Regions from separate parts of the Mus musculus genome. Here region 2 is linked to region 1. A link is a loop called in an ENCODE intact Hi-C map of the cell type or tissue named here. Cell type or tissue: heart. All regions are shown on one strand. Links, peaks and the distances in the headings refer to the core of each region. The heading gives the core; the rest is flanking DNA.

Evidence for each region. A loop is a pair of places that touch in the nucleus more often than their neighbours do. Peaks named below come from ENCODE experiments on the same cell type or tissue, not always from the same donor. Only the 100,000 strongest peaks of a DNase experiment are listed, where the experiment ranks them.
Region 2: a loop joins it to region 1, with 4 times the contacts of the local background. A loop is called at or near these places in 3 of 42 quality-filtered maps.

Annotation. Positions count from the first base shown.
Region 1 is chr8:121,258,314-121,266,804 of GRCm38, reverse strand. Gm33823 (a long non-coding RNA gene) reads left to right here and starts at 2,231. Exons shown (of 3, transcript XR_388123.4): 1 at 2,231-3,554; 2 at 4,186-4,346; 3 at 4,713-5,016. In heart, for the core only: no CTCF peak of the experiment used is centred there; DNase peaks (open chromatin) are centred at 3,234 and 3,854; H3K4me3 peaks cover 1,536 bases; H3K27ac peaks cover 4,824 bases.
Region 2 is chr8:121,331,905-121,340,395 of GRCm38, reverse strand. No RefSeq gene overlaps it. Among named protein-coding and RNA genes, the nearest start is that of Gm33823, 72 kb to the right of the region's middle. In heart, for the core only: a CTCF peak has its summit at 4,514 (motif pointing left); DNase peaks (open chromatin) are centred at 5,305 and 7,795; H3K27ac peaks cover 3,213 bases.

The DNA.
Region 1 (8,491 bases), core at 318-8,317:
GGACTCAGGCCAGGTCCTCAGGCTTGGCAACGTGAACCCCCACTCTCTGAGCCGTCATGCTGACCCTGGAGATCCACTTTCGAGGTCTGTGGGAGGCCTGGTACCTAACGTGACTTCGGCCTCAAGCCGCCGTGCTTCTGGCCTCTTATTTTGGACAAGGACAGCAAAGGGGTCAAAAGTTTCAAGCATACCCAAACCCACCCAGCAGTAAGAGCAGATTTCATGGCAGAATAGCTCGTGCCCGTGGACAACTCCACCCTCCACATGGCCACTGTCAGAGCCATGGCCTCCTCATCCTCAGAGTATCCCCAACTAACAGAGATCCAAAGACTCACTTTCTCATGAGGGAGTCTCTCCAGTGTCCTCAACACCCTCAGTGTGGGTTTTCTGTCTCTTTGGTTGGGAATAGAACTTAGAGAGGCAAGGGAGAAACCGATTTCCATGGCCTGGAGGGCTCAGGCTGCACGCCCCCGGGCAGACTGACTCGTTCAGGCTGAGCCAAGGTCAGAGGTGCTGTAGCCCTGTCCTCTGCATCTGGTTGTATCCTGTGTAGCCTACTGTTCTTGGTCAACTTAATTTTTCCTTTTTCTTGTTTTAAAGAAGGCAACTAAGCAAATTCTGAAGACTAGTGAGGGAGGAACTGGGTCCCTGTCCTGCACTGGGGTGAGGAAGGGACATGGCCCCCTGCCCTGGACCGGCAGCTTAGCTGTAGCATCCCTCCTCCCAGGCTTCTTGGCTGCAGATGCAGAGACAGCAGCCTCTAAGTCCAGTATCCAGACCGAACTTCCCCTCCTGGCTTAAGGTAATGATAGCTCCGTCCTGCTGTCCTCCCTCAGGGAAGAGCACACACATGGATGGAGTGTGCTTTCTCCCTTTCCCTGGTCCCCGTTCTTCACCATGGTCACCTTTCACCCAGTGCCCACTGTGGACATGACGTGGCAATGACCCAGATTCCATCAGTGAGTTCTTATGGGTACACTCATCGTACCCCATAAATGTATGCTAGGTGTACCTCCATTGTAAAGAAACATAAATTCAGAGACATTGATACACCTGTCCAAGGTCAAAGAGCCTGAACATGGCAAAGCTGGGCCTTGGCCCAGGCTGGATACCGGTGCCTTAGGTCTGACTGCTAGGGCAAAGTTACTTCCATTTTTATTGTGGTGATACATGCTCCTCAAATATTGGTCCCACATTTCTTTAGATTGTGGCTTCACTCATTAAGATAACTGTCCTATCAGTGAATTGTGGTTGGTACAAGAATGTCCCACGCAGGCTCATATTTTATCGCCTGGTTCCAGCGGATGGCACTGTCTGGAGAGCCAGTGAAACCTTTAGGATGTGGAGCCTTACTGCAGGAAGCAGATCTGAGGGTGGGGGTGGCCTTTGAAAGTTACACACACCAGTGGTTCCTGCTTATTCTCAGTATCTGGTCTTCTACCAGGTGACAAGCTTCCACTGCCCCCTGTCACTGCCATGGATGGCCCTCGGCTCTCCCTGCTATCATTGACCAAAACCCCCGAAACCAAGAGCCAAAATAAATGTCCCCTTAGCTTGTTTCTGTCAATCAATTACAACAATGTCTGTGGCAAAACCAAAACAAGTTCACTCCACAGGTGCCAGCAAATAGCTGATGTGCAGGAAGCCTGCCTGCCTTGGGATCCCAGCCAGGCTCGTCAGCTCCATTGAATGGCGGCGGCCATCAGAGCTCTGCTAAGTGTCTGCATGTTAGCCCTGCCCCCACATTACAGGTGGGGAAGGTGAGGCTCAGAGGTGAGGGCTTGCCCAACTGTTTTGGATCCTAGCAGGCAGAGGTTGAGACTGACCACAGCCCTCTGAACAGTCTCCTCCCCTCATGCTGGCAACCTTCCTACTCGACAGTGCTGGGAACCGACAAGTGGGTGCCAGAGGGAAGGGCAGCCATCAGGGAGCTTTGAGGACACTACGAAGCAAGGTGGAGGATTGGGAGGAGGAGGGAGGAAGGGGGAGGAGGAGGAGTGGGAGGAGGGAGAGGAGGGAGATAAAGGGGAGGAGGAGGGAGAGGAGGGGGGAGGAGGAGGAGTGGGAGGAGGAGGAAGGGGAGGAGGGAGAGGAGGGAGATAAAGGGAGAGGAGGAGGAGAGGAGAGGGAAGAGGGAGAGGAAGTCGGAAGGAGGAGGAGGGAGAGGAAGAGGTTGCAGTGGATCTGTACAAGGCTTCCTGCTCTCTGCCCTTGTTGATTTGAACAGGCGATAGATATCACAGCGGCAGTGGCAGAAATGGCGTGTCCAGACACATATCAGATTATCCCAACCTGAAAATCCCCAGTGGAATGTGCTGCCTATCTGATGGCCTGCCACACTGCCACCCAAACCAGAGAGGCGGACAGCCAGGCTGGGCTGCAGACAGAGGCAGGCAAAACTGGCCGGGCCACTTTGCTGCCTGCGTGTCCCGTGGCTGGCGAAAGCCTAGGTTCCTTGGTGCCCAGTGTCTGGTGCCTGGGCACTGTCTTGGTTTCTGTTTATTCTCCCAGGGTTCAGGTGTATCATCTGCAGCTCACACTGGCCTGAATGTTTCCCTGTCTACGCAGGATCTCTTGAGGTCTCTACCCCAAACTCCCTCACAGGATGGCAGGAGAGGAAGAGGCCCCTATTCAGAGGTCAGAAACTCCAAGATGGTACTAAGGGGCCTGGCTCTGTCTCTCCATGGGAGCGGTCAGCTACGGAAGCTTCTGAACCCACATGTGGGTGCTCTGTCTGGCTCTTGGTTTAGGGACTCCACAGCACTAGAGCTGGACTGTCCCAGGAAGTTTGCAAACGGAATCTCCTGGGTGATGGAGCTTGCTGTCTGGTTCTTTCATCCGCAGCGGCAAAGCCTGACCAGGTGCCATCTCCTTGGGTTTTCCAAGGATAAAACGAGACGCGTTGATTGTCTAGCAGAACCTCAGCAGGTGGCATCTGACTGACCAGCCGAAGAAGATGTATATGACACATTCCAAGACAGAGCAGAGTGACTTGGAACAGAGGCCCTGAACCCAACCAGTCACTGTGTGCATCTGGCTGCCAATTGGCTGTGGAAGCCATCACCGGACTCTGGCCTGACCGCCAGGCCTGTGTCTCCCTGAGTCTTTCAGCGCCACATGTGCAGAAGTGACTGACAACTCCCCACCCCCACCCCACCTCCCCACCCCGGAAGCCGAGGGAGCATGCGCAGAAGTGTCTGACTCGAAGCCGAGGGTGCAGTGCCGGTGTGGAACACCCACAGGTTTACTTAACGTGTCATTTTGTCCAAAGGCAAATGGTTCATTAATCCTCACTTTGTCCCTGCCTGTCAAAACCAGCCCGACAGATTCCATGGTGCGGCTCACGCACACAGAGCAGGCCAGCTCCTGCGGCTTCATCTTCTCTGAGCCTCTCTGTAACTGTTGTTAAACTTGGTCACAGCCACGCTGGACTTTACAGATCCCTAACTTCAAACAAACAAGAAAACAACACCTCTAACCCTCTGTGATAAGCAAGCAGCTTTATCAGGCTCGACTCCCACCTGGCATGCGGACTGGCGACTCCCTGTCCCCATGTAAATAAGTGCCACCTGTTTGTGCAGGTTGATGTGGTCACTCTACCCGTGTTATCTCCGAGGAAGCACTAGCTGGGCGTGGTGCATCTGGCAAGGGGTGCGGGAATAATAACACGGCTGGCCAAGCCCCGGGGTGGCCCTGGACCCCGAGAGAGCTTGGCAGAGCTGTGCCTGGTTATTGCTTCCTGGAAAGGTGGACAGCCGAGAAAGGGACTTTCACTCCTTCCTGGCGCAGTGATCCAGTCCCGAGTCTAGACTGTGCGCACAATGGCAGGGCCTTCCGGATTCCGTTCTCTGGTGGCTGCCAGTTTCCGAAGCCACGTATCTAAATTGGGATTTCCTGAATTCCCAGAGTCTTTGGGTTGGAAGGGGCTCCTGGAGCTAGGGGGGAGGGAGGGAGTAGGCAGGTCACGGGTCACATGACTGGTCAAAATGAATCAGAGCTCAGTTTGGCCCCATATTAGACTAAGCCAGGCCTCTCCCTGCAGGGTGCCTGCGGGACCTCATACCCTGGGACTGAGAGATAAGAGCTGGTAGTTAGCCTGTGTTCTTCAGGCTTGTTGGAGCTCTCAAGGGCAAAGCAGGCGGTCTAAACAAACGTCTTACATGTCTGTCCTTTCTGTCTGTCCAGCTCCGTGTCTCCTGTCCTGGGAAAAGCGAATCTTGGCTCACCAGCCCAGAGTCTCTGCTCATGTCTTCATCCAAGACAACAGCAAACCCCACACACCACTGCTTCACTCTCTTGGGGACCCACTAACTCTTCGTGCCCCTCCAGCACCCTCGACAACTTGGGTGACAGCTCCATGCTTATCTCTCGGTTCTCTGTCCTCCCCTGATCTTGGAGCAGGCTCTACTCTCACTCAAATGGGCTCTTCTTACCATGGAAATTTCTCCTCTTACTGTTGCCCTGCTGCAAATAGCACCAAGTCTCTGGCCGTCCTCATCTCTTCCCCATTAGCTTTCCCTAGCTACTCTGAACTCGTTGCCCAGTTCGCTGTGTCTCAGCCTGTTCTGGGACCTTAGTTCATCTGGAGGTGGGTGGGGAGTCCCGCTTCATTGCTCATCCTACAGTAAACTTGGTAGCCTTCTCAGACCAGAGTCTACCCTCCTCACAAATGCACACACATGCCTTCTCCTCATCTTGATTTATTTTTGCAGACAACACTACTGTGCCTCAGACTTATCCATGGACTATCTGTACTTTTCCTCAAGACCGGGGCTTCCTGGAGGAGTGGACATCAGACAACTGCATAGATAACATGTGGAAGACAACCTGGTACATAACAGCAGCTCAACAAACAGCCATGGACTGAGTGTACATCACGGACAGTGTTGTTGAATTATTTATCTACCTTAATTTCTTTCCTTTGCGTATTAGCTTGTAACATCTGTCAGCAAGTTCCCTCACCTCATCATTTATTATTATGTCCAAAATACCTCGGCTAGTCTGGGATCCCACCCCTACCCCACTTGGGGTGAGTCTGTCAAATGGCATTTTCAAAAAACGTGCTGGCAGCTTTGTGGCCACTGCCTGTGAGACTTGAAAATCTCATCCTGATACAGAGCCTTCCTGTCTGGAGGCTCTCAGATCTCTCCCATTCTTCAGACAGTGTTCAGAATCACCAACAAAATTGTCTTTCAGAGCTTTCTCAGAATTATTCATGAGAGGTTTGAGAGTAGAATTCTACACATTCCTAAGTGATTACAATCTGGTGAGAATCGAGTAGATTTTTAGCTTTTTTATTTTCCAGGCCATGGGCTGTGAGCACTAATTATCACCTTGACACAGAATCATCTAGGAAGAGAGTCTCTGTCTAGATCAGGTTGGCATGTCCATCAAGGATTGTCTCAATTAACAGGTTCATTCATGTTTGAAGACACAGCCTAGTATGGGTGGCACCATTCCCTAGGCAGGGCGTCCTGACTGTTTCCATTCATATCTCTCTGCTCTTGATGGTGAATGTGATGTGACCCTGTAAGGACTCCCTGCCTTGACCTCCCCTCAGTGATGAGCTGTGACCTGGAACTCTAAGCTAAAATAATGCCCTTTCTCTCCAAGTTGCTTTTTCTCAGGATGCCTCATTATAATAACAGAAACAAAACTAAGATGGTACATTCTCGGGACTTATTTACTGCTGTTATTACCTTGTAGATTCTGCTGGGTTTCCATTGAAGATGGTACTATTGTCTACCAACAACCACATTTTTTATCTCTTTCCATAATTCTTTTTCTTTCCTGTCAATTTTGCCTCCCTTCCTATTCGTTGGTTGTTAGCTGGTTTTGGTTTTGGTTTTGAGACAGTCTTACAGCATAGCCCAAGGTAGCTTCAACTCATTGAACTTTTTGCTTTGGCTTCCTGAGCACCAGGCTAACACGTGCACAGATTCTCCACTCCACCTTTCCTCTGTGTGTGTGCACATCAGTCTACAGGTGTGAATGCATGTGTGTGTATTTGCACATGAAGGACAGAGGTCACCTATGGAGGCTGTATTAGTTAGGGTTTTACTGCTGTGAACAGACACCATGACCAAGGCAAGTCTTATAAAAAACAACATTTAATTGGGGCTGTCTTACAGGTTCAGAGGTTCAGTCCATTATCATCAAGGTGGGAGCATGGCAGTATCCAGGCAGGCATGGCACAGGAGGAGCTGAGAGTTCTATGTCTTCATCCAAAGGCTGCTAGTGGAAGACTGACCTCCAGGCAAATAGGGTGAGGATCTTATACCCACACCCACAGTGACACACCCATCCCAACCAGGTCACACCTATTCCAACAAAGCCACACCTCCAGATGGTGCCACTCCCAGGTCCAAGGATATACAAACCATCACAGAGGCATTCCTTGATCACTCTGTCCTTGTTTGTTTGTTTGTTTTTGAAACAAGGTCTCCCACTGATACAGCTAGACTGGTTGACAGTGAACCCTAAGACTTTTCCTGTCTACCTTTCTGCTTTTTATGTGAATGTTCAGGATCTGAACTTAAAACCTTGTGTCTTAATGGTGTGTTGAATAGTTTTATGCCAATTTATCACAGCTATTTGAGAGGAGGGAACCTGAACTGAGGAATTGCCTCCATAAAATTGGGCTGCAGGCAAGCCTGTGGGGGAATTTTCTTAATTAGTGGTTGATGGGGGAGGACCCAACCCATTGTGTCTGGGGCCATCCCTGAGCGGGTGGTCCTGGGTTCTATAAGAAAGCAGGCTGAGTAAGCCATGGGGAGCAAGCCAGTAAGCAGCACCCTCCATGGCCTCTGCATCAGCTCCTGCCTCCAGGTTCCTGCCCAGCTTGAGTTTCTGTTCTGACTGCTTTCAATGATGGACCCACGATGTGGAATTATAAGCCAGATTAACCCTTTTGTCCCCAACTTGCTTTTGGCCGCAGTGTTCTACGTCACAACAGTAGTGATCCTGACTAAGACATAAGACACGTGCTTTGAGCTAGCTCCCTGGCCACCAGTTTTCTTTTACGGTGGTATCGCATGTGGAGAGACTGTTGATACAAATGTCAGAAAGGAGCAGAGATGGCTGGCATCCTTAACTTGCTTCTGACCGCAGGAGAAATCTGAAAGCTTCTTTGTCAAGTGTAAGGTTCCTTCTACATCTCTGGTCTCGTTCAACACTCGGACAACCAGAGCAGTCAATTGGCTTCATGAATCCTCACTGGGCCCCTTGCCCACTAAAGTATATGTCTGAAATTTTACACAAGAAAAAAAAAGTTTTCAATGCCAACAACAGTTGACCCCACACACAGTCACAGGCCTCTTGGGACAGCGCCACTGTATATATGAACACAACCAGACTGCTGTGAGCGCTCTCTCTCTCTCTCTCTCTCTCTCTCTCTCTCTCTCTCTCTCTCTCTCTCTCGTGTGTGTGCTCACTCAGAGCAGTGATCACAGTCATATTTGTTCAAATCTCGTTTTCTCTCTCCACTCTGCCTAGATGACGCCAACTGTTGACGACTACATACCGAGAACCCACAGGCTTCACGCTCAGTTCCAGAATTCACAAAGGAAACCAAGAGAGATGAACTCTGTCCCTAACCCAGTCTCAGCCACAGAAAGGGTCAGGGTGGATAAAGGATAATCATATTCACTAGCCATGATCAATGAAGCTGTTACAAGAAGACGAAGGGTCGAGAAGGAGAGAGGCGAGCTTGTCGGACGGCATCGATAATTACTTCCTTCAGGTCGGGGTTGCGGAGGTTTCTTGGAAAGAGAGTTGAGAACGGTTGCAGAAACTGTCGCACCGTGGGATCGGTCCCAGGGTCATCCCTGGGCTCCAGAGCACTTCAGGTCCTTCATCCCTGGCTGCCTCGAAGCAGACTCCAGGAACACAGTGCCCCTGAAATAAGATCACAGAGGAAGAGCTGCAGGGATTCTCATTGCCCCCCCTTCCCTGTCAAGGGTGACTGTCTTCAGCTCATTTAACGAGGAGAGAACTCAGGACCAACCTGCAGCCAGGGGGGGGGATTGGGGAGGCGCAGGCCCCCACACAGTCACAGCCCAGGCTGCAGTCTGGTTTCCCAGGACGAGGACAGGCAGCAAGTTGTTGCTGACGCCGGTGTGACCCTGGAGCCACCCCTCCCACAGAACATTTGTCTTCTCCCCGACTGCCCTACGGCCCACAGGGCCGCAGCTCATATTTCCTGGGCTTTGGCGTGGGAGCAAAAAAACGGGAGAGTCTGACAGGAATGAGGAAGAGCCGGTGGGGAGTCCCTCCAAGGTCTGCAGGCGGGATATGTGCAGGATGTGAGCTGGAGGCATCGTGGAGTCTTTCCTGGGTGCCAGGCACTGGGCTCCATGCCTTCCTCGTATCTGCACACAATAAGATTGCTCAGACTGGTCAACTTCTCATGCTCAAACCTGAGCTCTTGATTTCGACACCTCCAAGGGTGGCTCTTTCCCCTGTTGGCCAAGTTGCTCAGTACACAGTGAGG
Region 2 (8,491 bases), core at 288-8,287, 74 kb before region 1:
GGGGTTGTGCAGGAGTCCTGGGGGAGGGTGTGTGACACACTACTTTCCTATACGAAGAAATTACCTTTAACTTAAGCATTGTTTTAGATTTATTTTATGTTTGTGTTTTATGTACATGCATATACATGCACTGTGTGTGTGGCTGGTGCCTGCAGAGGTCAGAGGGGGGCGCTGGATCTCCTGGAGCTGTAGTTATAGCAGGCTGTAGATGTTGGGAACTGAACCTGGGTCCTCCAGAAGAGCAGAAAATGCTCTTAACTGTGAAGCTATCTTTCCAGTATTCCTTTTTCATTTTTAATTTTGTATGTGTTCACGTATGTGTGTGGTATATGTGCATGTTCATACTTCATTATAAACAGGTGCCACCACACCTAGATTTTCTTAACATGAATCCTGGGATGGCACACAGGTCCTTGTGCTTTGAAACGAACAACTGTACCAAGTGTGCCATCTCCCCAAGCCCAGCACGCAAGGTTGGCTGTCCGTCCTCCAGTCAGAACAAGCACCCTGCTCCCGGCATCCTTGCAGTGGCCATCTGGTTCTTCCTTTCTCTATATAGGGAGGAGGGCAAGTTCCAGAGGGAGGAGGGCAAGTTCCAGAGGGAGGAGGGCAAGTTCCAGAGGGAGGAGGGCAAGTTCCAGAGGGAGGAGGGGAGTCCCAGATCCTCACATTCCCAGATTTCTTATTCTTTACCGCACTCCTGCTCTCAGCTGAGCGCAGTGGTAAATTTTCTGCTGCAGCTTAGCCTTCTTGCAGCCTCGATGGGGGTGTGGCCTGACTGCTGCTGCTGCTGCTGCTTCTTCTTCTTCTTCTTCTTCTTCTTCTTCTTCTTCTTCTTCTTCTTCTTCTTCTTCTTCTTCTTCTTCTTCTTCTTCTTCTCCTCCTCCTCCTCCTCCTCCTTCTCTCTTCTCTCTTCTCTCTCTCTCTCTCTCTTCTCTCTCTCTCTCTCTCTCTCTCTCTCTCTCTCTCTCTCTCTCTTGTCTTGTTTTTCAAGACAGGGTTTCTCTGTGTAGCCCTGGCTGTCCTGGAACTCACTTGGTAGACCAGGCTGGCCTCGAACTCAGAAATCCGCCTGCCTCTGCCTCTGCCTCTGCCTCTGCCTCTGCCTCTGCCTCTGCCTCTGCCTCTGCCTCTGCCTCTGCCTCTGCCTCTGCCTCTGCCTCTGCCTCTGCCTCTGCCTCTGCCTCTGCCTCTGCCTCTGCCTCTGCCTCTGCCTCTGCCTCTGCCTCTGCCTCTGCCTCTGCCTCTGCCTCTGCCTCTGCCTCTGCCTCTGCCTCTGCCTCCCAAGTGCTGGGATTAAAGGCACGTGCCACCACTGCTCGGCGCTGCTTGCTCTCAAAAAGCTCCCAAGACAGGGTAGGTTGGACCTGGGGTCCCAAATTGGCATCCTGGGGTGTCAGGTTGACCCATGAAAGGGACAGAGAAGCCAAGAGTTAGAGTCAAGGCCTTGAGTTGAGAGTTAGGCTCTGCTGGCTCCCATGGTCCCGTGCTGGGCTCCCGGACCGAGATGGAGAGCATGACACTCTGTCTTCCCCATCACTGGTGAATTCAGCTAGTCACGTGGAGAGAGGCCTGGTGTAGGTGGAACTCAGAACTGGGCTGATTCAGATCCATGCAAGGTGGGTTGGGCTTTGCTCTTAGCCCAGGACTGTCATCCGAAGGACCGGGAATCACCATATGAGGGAAGTGGGCAGAGAGCCAGAGGGGAAACAGAGGCAGGAGAAGCCATTCTCTGGCATCTCTTCCTATGTGTCATACATGACATTCACGGACCATGGATTGCTCCAAAGACATTAAAAAAAAAAAAAGACAATAAAAGCATGATCGGTATGCCAAACCTCTTGAGTTCTACTGGCCCGGTTAAGTCTGTTGCTGGGTGTTGGGACTGTGGCTTCATGGCCTTCACCCCACAGCTCCAACCCCTATGCTCCAGCCATGCTGTCTTGCACTGCAGGCCTTTATGTGGCAACTGCAGGTGGTCATACTTCAGATGCCTTTCTGTGGGGACCGTCTGCTTTTGTTACAGCTGAGGAACAGTCTCCATTCACAGGTTCGCTGGCCTCCTCCTCAGGATGGCAGGCACCAGGCCAGTGGTCCCCATCCAAAATCTCCATCTCACAGGAACAGGTCCTGGAAAGGTCTCCTCTGTCGGCCTTGCTGGGGGGAACAAGAAAGACAGGTCAAGGAGGAGACAGCAACCTCAGTAAAGGACATCATGGACTTGATGGGGGTCGGGAGGCGGGCCTGGCTGCTGGGACCTTCAATTCACAACTATCACCCATCTGCCCAAAGGGGGAACCTTACACGTGAGGCCTTCAGGTGACCAGACACAATCAGGGTTTGATGAGACAATTGTCATCAACTGAGGTTTGGACACAGGAGTCTGTGGTCCTCACCATCAGGGCTGTGCACCAGGCCAGTGTTTCGGAGAAGGGGATGTTGTCACAGAAGCTGGGGTGCCTCTGGGGGACTGGAGAGAGAGAACCAGGGTTGAGCCAAGTCTGGTTGGATTCCACTGGACACAGCATGTATCTATTTGGCTGGACCATGGTTGCTTTGGGGCACGTTTTCCTGGACAGAGCATCAGCTGGCCTGTGGCCAGGCACAATTTGGGTCGATAGGACCGACTTTGAGAACACTTCTGCTCTCCTTTCTTCTGTGGAGTACTGCAGGTAAAATCATCTTCCTGGTGTGTGGATGGGATGCCTCTGTACTAAGGAGGAGGAGGAGGAGGGGAGAAGAGGAAAAGGGGGAAGGGAAGGAGGTGGAGAAGAAGGAGGAAGGGGGGAGGAGGGAGGGGAGGAGAAGGAGAAAGAGGGAGGGGAGGAGGGGAAGGAGAAAAGGAAGGGGAGGAGGGGAAGGAGGAGGAAAGAGAGAAGGGGAGGGGAGGAGGAGAGAGGGGAGGAGGAGGTAGAGTGAGAAGGGGAGGAGGAGGTAGAGAAGGGGCAGTTTTGTCATCATGATGCCAGCTAGGGCTCCTGGGGAACAGAGATGCACATGGATGTCTAGGCCCTGCAGAACCCCACCCGCCGCCTCCCTACCCTTCTCCATCCTAGAAGTCTGTGTGGTTCAAGCAGGAGAGAAAGATGCCCCTGCCTTGCCTAGTCACCTCCTCTCCCCGCGCCCCCCCCCCCCAGTGGTCACTCTTCCTGAAGCCCTGGCCTCTTGATGTTTCCTGTACTGTGTTCAGAGGGAAGTGGTGCTGCCCACTGCACTCCTGTGGGCAGAGACTCACAGTGGGCAGGTGTAAGCGCACGGCCTCTGTGGAGAGCAGAGTCGAGGGGCCAATTCTGAGGAGCAGAGTGGGTCCCCCAGTTCCCTGACCTGCCTGGTCTATGACAGATTTACTCAAGGTCTTTCCCCTCTCTGGCTACTGAGGGATGGAGCTGTGACTGAGGTTTGGGCAAGTCTTAGAGTCTTTATTGCTGTGAGCAGACACCATGACCAAGGCAACTCTTATAAGGACAGCATTTAATTGGGGGCTGGCTTACAGTTTCAGTGGTTCAGTCCATTATCATGGCAGGAAGCATGGCAGCATGCAGGCAGGCATGGTGCTGGAGATGTAGATGAGATTTCTATATCTATATCTGAAGGCAACAGGGAGAGGTAGGGGAGGGGGGAGGGGGAGAGGGAAGGGGAGGGAGAGAGAGACTGGGCTTGGCTTGAGCATCTAAGACCACAAAGTCCACCCTACACCCACATACTTCCTCCAACAAGGCCACACCCACTCCAACAAGGCCACACCCCCAATAGTGCCACTCCCCAAGAGCCTATAGGTATTATTTTCAAACCACCACATCCCCCTAACATCTGGTTGGGTAGGTCTCAGCTATTAAACCTCTCAAGCTTTGCTGGTGGCAGGGCTCTTCCCAACGACAGTCTGAGGCTTTTAAGTTCCTTGTGCAGTTGACGGTGACCTGTCCTGTGGTGCTCACATGGGAACATCTGGGTGGGAAGAGCAGCAACTGTGAGGCCTCCGAGCATCTCCCTCTCTGTAAACGGTGGCACCGCTGGACGGTTCCTTGTGCTTGGCACCCTGGGTGAGTCTTTGGAAACAGTGTCATGTATGCCACGTCCCCGCCAGGGCCTCCAGAGCTCCTATGCTGTGAAAGACACTCAGATGCCCAGAGATGAACCTGAGCAAGCATGCGGACGCCCGCACTATGTGCGACTCTTCCCAGTAGACTCAAGCTCAGTCAAACTGGAACCCGGCCATGGCGGCATCTGTGGCCCAGGGATACCCTTCTCCCCCAGTGCTGAGTTATGAATGGCCTCTCTGCACAGAACAGAGGAGGGTTTTCATAACTACAATCCTCCCACTCTGCGCTGCTTCTAGATGATTCTGTGAACCCCGTTCCATGAGGTTGTGCTACAGTTTCCAGATTAAAGAAATGTCAGGGGCTGGAGAGATGGCTCCGCAGTGAAGAGACCTGTGCGCTTCAAGATGACAGCCGTTCAGCCCCCGGCACACATGTTGGGCAGTTTACAATTGCCTGTAACTGAGGCTCCAGGGGGAACACACTCCCCCTTCTGGCCTCTGGAGGTACTGCATGCACATGCTACACACACACACACACACACACACACACACACACACACACACACACATACATTCATTCACATAGGTGCTCGATACACAAATAAACAAATCTTTCACATTAAAGACACATATTTTCCCCACACTAAAGGGAATACATGCTTATTAAGTTTTTTGTTTTTTGTTTTTTTGTTTTTTGGTTTTTTTTTGGACGTTGCAGAATGGTCTAAAGGGAAAGTGAGCGGATTTCACAGCCTACCCTCTAATAAGTCAGTATCTGTGTCTGCAGACCTTACTATGCTCTCAGCATTATTGATGTCATTACTTATATGTGTGAGTGTATTTTCAAAAGACACTCAGGCTACACAAACCTGGTGTTGCTGGTCTTTCTAGCCTCTCCCCCTCTCCCAGACCCCCTCTGCATTCAGAGAACCACAACCAGGAGGATTCTGGGAGCAGGGATGGGGGCGGAGCTGCACACACAATGGGACCCTGTGTTGGTGGTGGGCACAGCCTGTTGGCCCCTCTGGCTGGCGAGCCAGAGGCTGCTCCGTGCAGAGTCAGCAATCCACTGGGCGGCGGGTCTCGTTAAGAGGGGCTCCCTGGGCGGCTGGCTCGGCATCAGAGGCTCACGGCCTGTGGCTGTTTTGCTCAGGAAGCTGAGGACATGTGTCCTGGTGGAGAACGACCAGGGCACCAAGGTGCCGCAGGCCCTCCCCCAGCCCCTGGCCTTTATCAGTTTCCGCCTCACTCTGGCTGCAAACAAAAGGCCCGGTACCTGGGGCTCGGGAGACACTGCCACACAGGATGTTCCCAGCTTCACATACTTCCTCCCTGTCTGCCTGATATGTCCTAGAGAAAGCAGCTCGGGGATTCTCCAGGGAGCGTGTGGCTGTAACAACTCCAAAACAACTAATAACAAAGTCATAAATCTGGCCCTGCCTCGGCGGCTCTTGGCCGAGGGCATCCAGCCCAGGCTCATGGTGTGGCCGTGGAGGTCAGAGTCCTGTGGGCTGGAGAGCCGCGAGGAGCCATGTTCTCCACGTGGAAGCAGGCCCGGCTTTGCTCAGGTCCGTGAACACACATATGTCACACCCTCCGGTGTGGTGGCCTGCAGGAGCCAGCCAGACTGAGGAGCAGGGGCGAATGCCCGACACCCCGTTTTCTTCCCCCTCAGATAAGCAAGCTCTTCAGCCTGACCAGGCTGGAGTGTCCCTCTGCCGTCAGTCTAGTGCAGGATGAACACTGGCGTAGGAGATGTCTGTCAAGTGTGCCACGCTGTGACAGAGTCAGGGTGGACTTGCGGTTTTCCCTGCTGCCTTGCTGACAGCTGCACATTCAGGCCTCTGTTCATCCCCCACAAAGAAGGATTTAGTACAGGGAGGTGGTCTTATGGGTGAGTGGAGGTGCACAGCAGGATAGAGAGGCAATGGGGGAGGAGTGCAGAGCTGGAACCAGTAAGTAGATGAACTGGAGGTGAGGGGAGGGTGATAGTGGTAGTGATGATGGTGATGATGGTGATGATGGTGATGGTGGTGGTGATGATGATAATGGTGGTGATGGTGATGATGGTGATGGTGGTGATGGTGGTGATGGTGATGATGATAACGATGGTATTGATGATGGTGGTGGTGACGACTGTTACTTTGGTCCTGTGGCCTTACAACAAGCTGTTTGACCCTGGAAATCCCATCACCACTTAGCTTCAGAGGAGTCGTTCTGGAACTCTCAGTCCCAGGGCAGTGACTGGAGATGTGGGAAGAGAGGCTTCTTCGGCTGATGTGTCAGAGCCACGTGGATGCTGGACTCAGGATCAGACTATGTGAGAGCTGAGAGCTCATGTGCTGGACTCAGGATCAGACTATGTGAGAGCTGAAAGCTCATGTGCTGGACTCAGGACCAGACTATGTGAGAGCTGAGAGCTCATGTGCTGGACTCAGGATCAGACTATGTGAGAGCTGAGAGCTCATGTGCTGGACTCAGTATCAGACTATGTGAGAGCTGAGAGCTCACGCCTTCATCACAGGGATCTTGAGGAGGTAGTGAGGGCTGCTTCTGGAGTAAAGGCAGTCACTCTGCCTGCCCCCAGCCTCCCCACCCCATGCCACTGTGCCCATTGTTCAGTGTGTGCGTAGAAAATCAGTTCCGGCAGGGAACAAGCAAGACAGAGGGAGGGAGACGCACCACTGTGGATACAAAGCTGAGAGTTCCCTTTGCTGGACTGGAGGAGCAGCCTGAAGCCCCCAGCCCAGCTCAGGTAGGACTTGGGACAGACTACACTGGTGTAGGTGACAAAGGCTTTGGGGATCGAGATTCCAGAGCCTTCTGTCCTCAGTCTCCTGTCCTTCTGTCTGCCCCTCTACCAGGCCCCTCCCTGCCAGCAGCCCATGCTTGAGGCTGCCCACTGTGACTGAGCTGGGCAGGTGCATGCAATCTCTGCCTCTGCAGCGAGGCTCTGTCTCCCACATGACAGATCAGGAAACTGAGGCTTGAGAGACAAGGGCTATGTGGTTGGGCAGATGCCTGTCGAGTTCCTGAGTCTGGGTTTAAGGCTGAGGCTCACCCTTTCTCCTTTTCCTGTGTGGTCACCAACTGCTCCCAAGCCCAGTCTTGTTCATTGTGTGGGGCTCTGATCAATGTTACATAGTATCCAGCATTATGTAGCATAGTGTGTGTGTTGCAACGCGTGCATCCTGTGCGATACTCATGTTGCATGTGACAGATACAATGACGGGACACTCGTGGACTATGGGGACTGATTTCAGAAAATGTCCAGAGGGGTCGGGGACACCAGAGTGAGCTCTGAACCCAGATGGGGCGATGCTTGACACATTTAGGGGGTTCTTAAAGAAACGTTTGGGCTCCAGGCAACAAGTAGCCACTCCAAAACAACAGCAGCAACAACAGCAACAAAACAAAAACAAACAAACAAACAAACAAAAGACAGCATGAGCCGGCCCTTCGCCTGTCAGAACTGCAGCAAGAAGTACCCACAGGGCACTGCTTACCATCAAAGATGGCTCCCTTTGGGAATGCTCTCCAGTGGGATGGAGGACTCCAGCTGCCACAGTTGTGACAGGGAGCACCTGCACATGGGGGTAGGCAATGGCAGGATGTGCCAGTGGTCAGCGGCAGGGAACCAGGACTCCCCCGGCTCTGGCCCCGTTAGGCCTGGACTGACTCCAGGCTGCTGCAGAAAGAACACTCCCGGGCCGCGTGTTCCTCCCGTTCTGTGGGGTAGGAAGGAAGGACTCCAGACATAATTAGAAGTGTTTCAGAAGAGTGGAAAGTTCTCAGGAAACATATTATCATTAGCTCTGGCCTCCTGCCTCCCTGGAGACAAGGAGCATGAGCTCGTGTGTGTGTGTGTGTGTGTGTGTGTGTGTGTGTGTGTGTGTGTGTCCCTGTCCATCTTCCTGTGGAATCCTTCTCCAGCCTGGAGGCAGGTTCCCTGTGTGCCCTGCCTTCCCGCTGCATTTGAGGAGAACCAGACCTGGTCATCCCGAGAAGACAGGGTGCCTTGCCTGAAGAAGCCCTTGGGACTGTAATTCAGAAACTCCACTTGATACTGGGTGCCTCAGTTTCCCCATCTGCAGAGCAGACAGGAGGTCCGGCTTGGAGTCATCTCCAGGTTCCAAGATTCTTTTATCAAAGAAAATTCCAGGTATGGTTTCCAGGGCCCAGAGCAGGGCTCCACAGCTGGCGACTGGATCTCCAGGCCTACCCACCCCTCTGGGTTGCTGCCTTTAGAAGTCGCTCCTCCCCATGACCCGTGTCCTGTGCACTTACCTGTCTCCAGGGGGCTTGGCTACAACGTGCCATTCTTGGGTCCTGAGCATCTGCAGAGGAAGTGAGGTTCTGGCACTGGAGGCTGAGCTGTCTCTACTACTTGGGATCTATGCACCAGGCCCTCCGTGACTCAGTTTCCACATGTGAGGATAGCAATATCAGGAG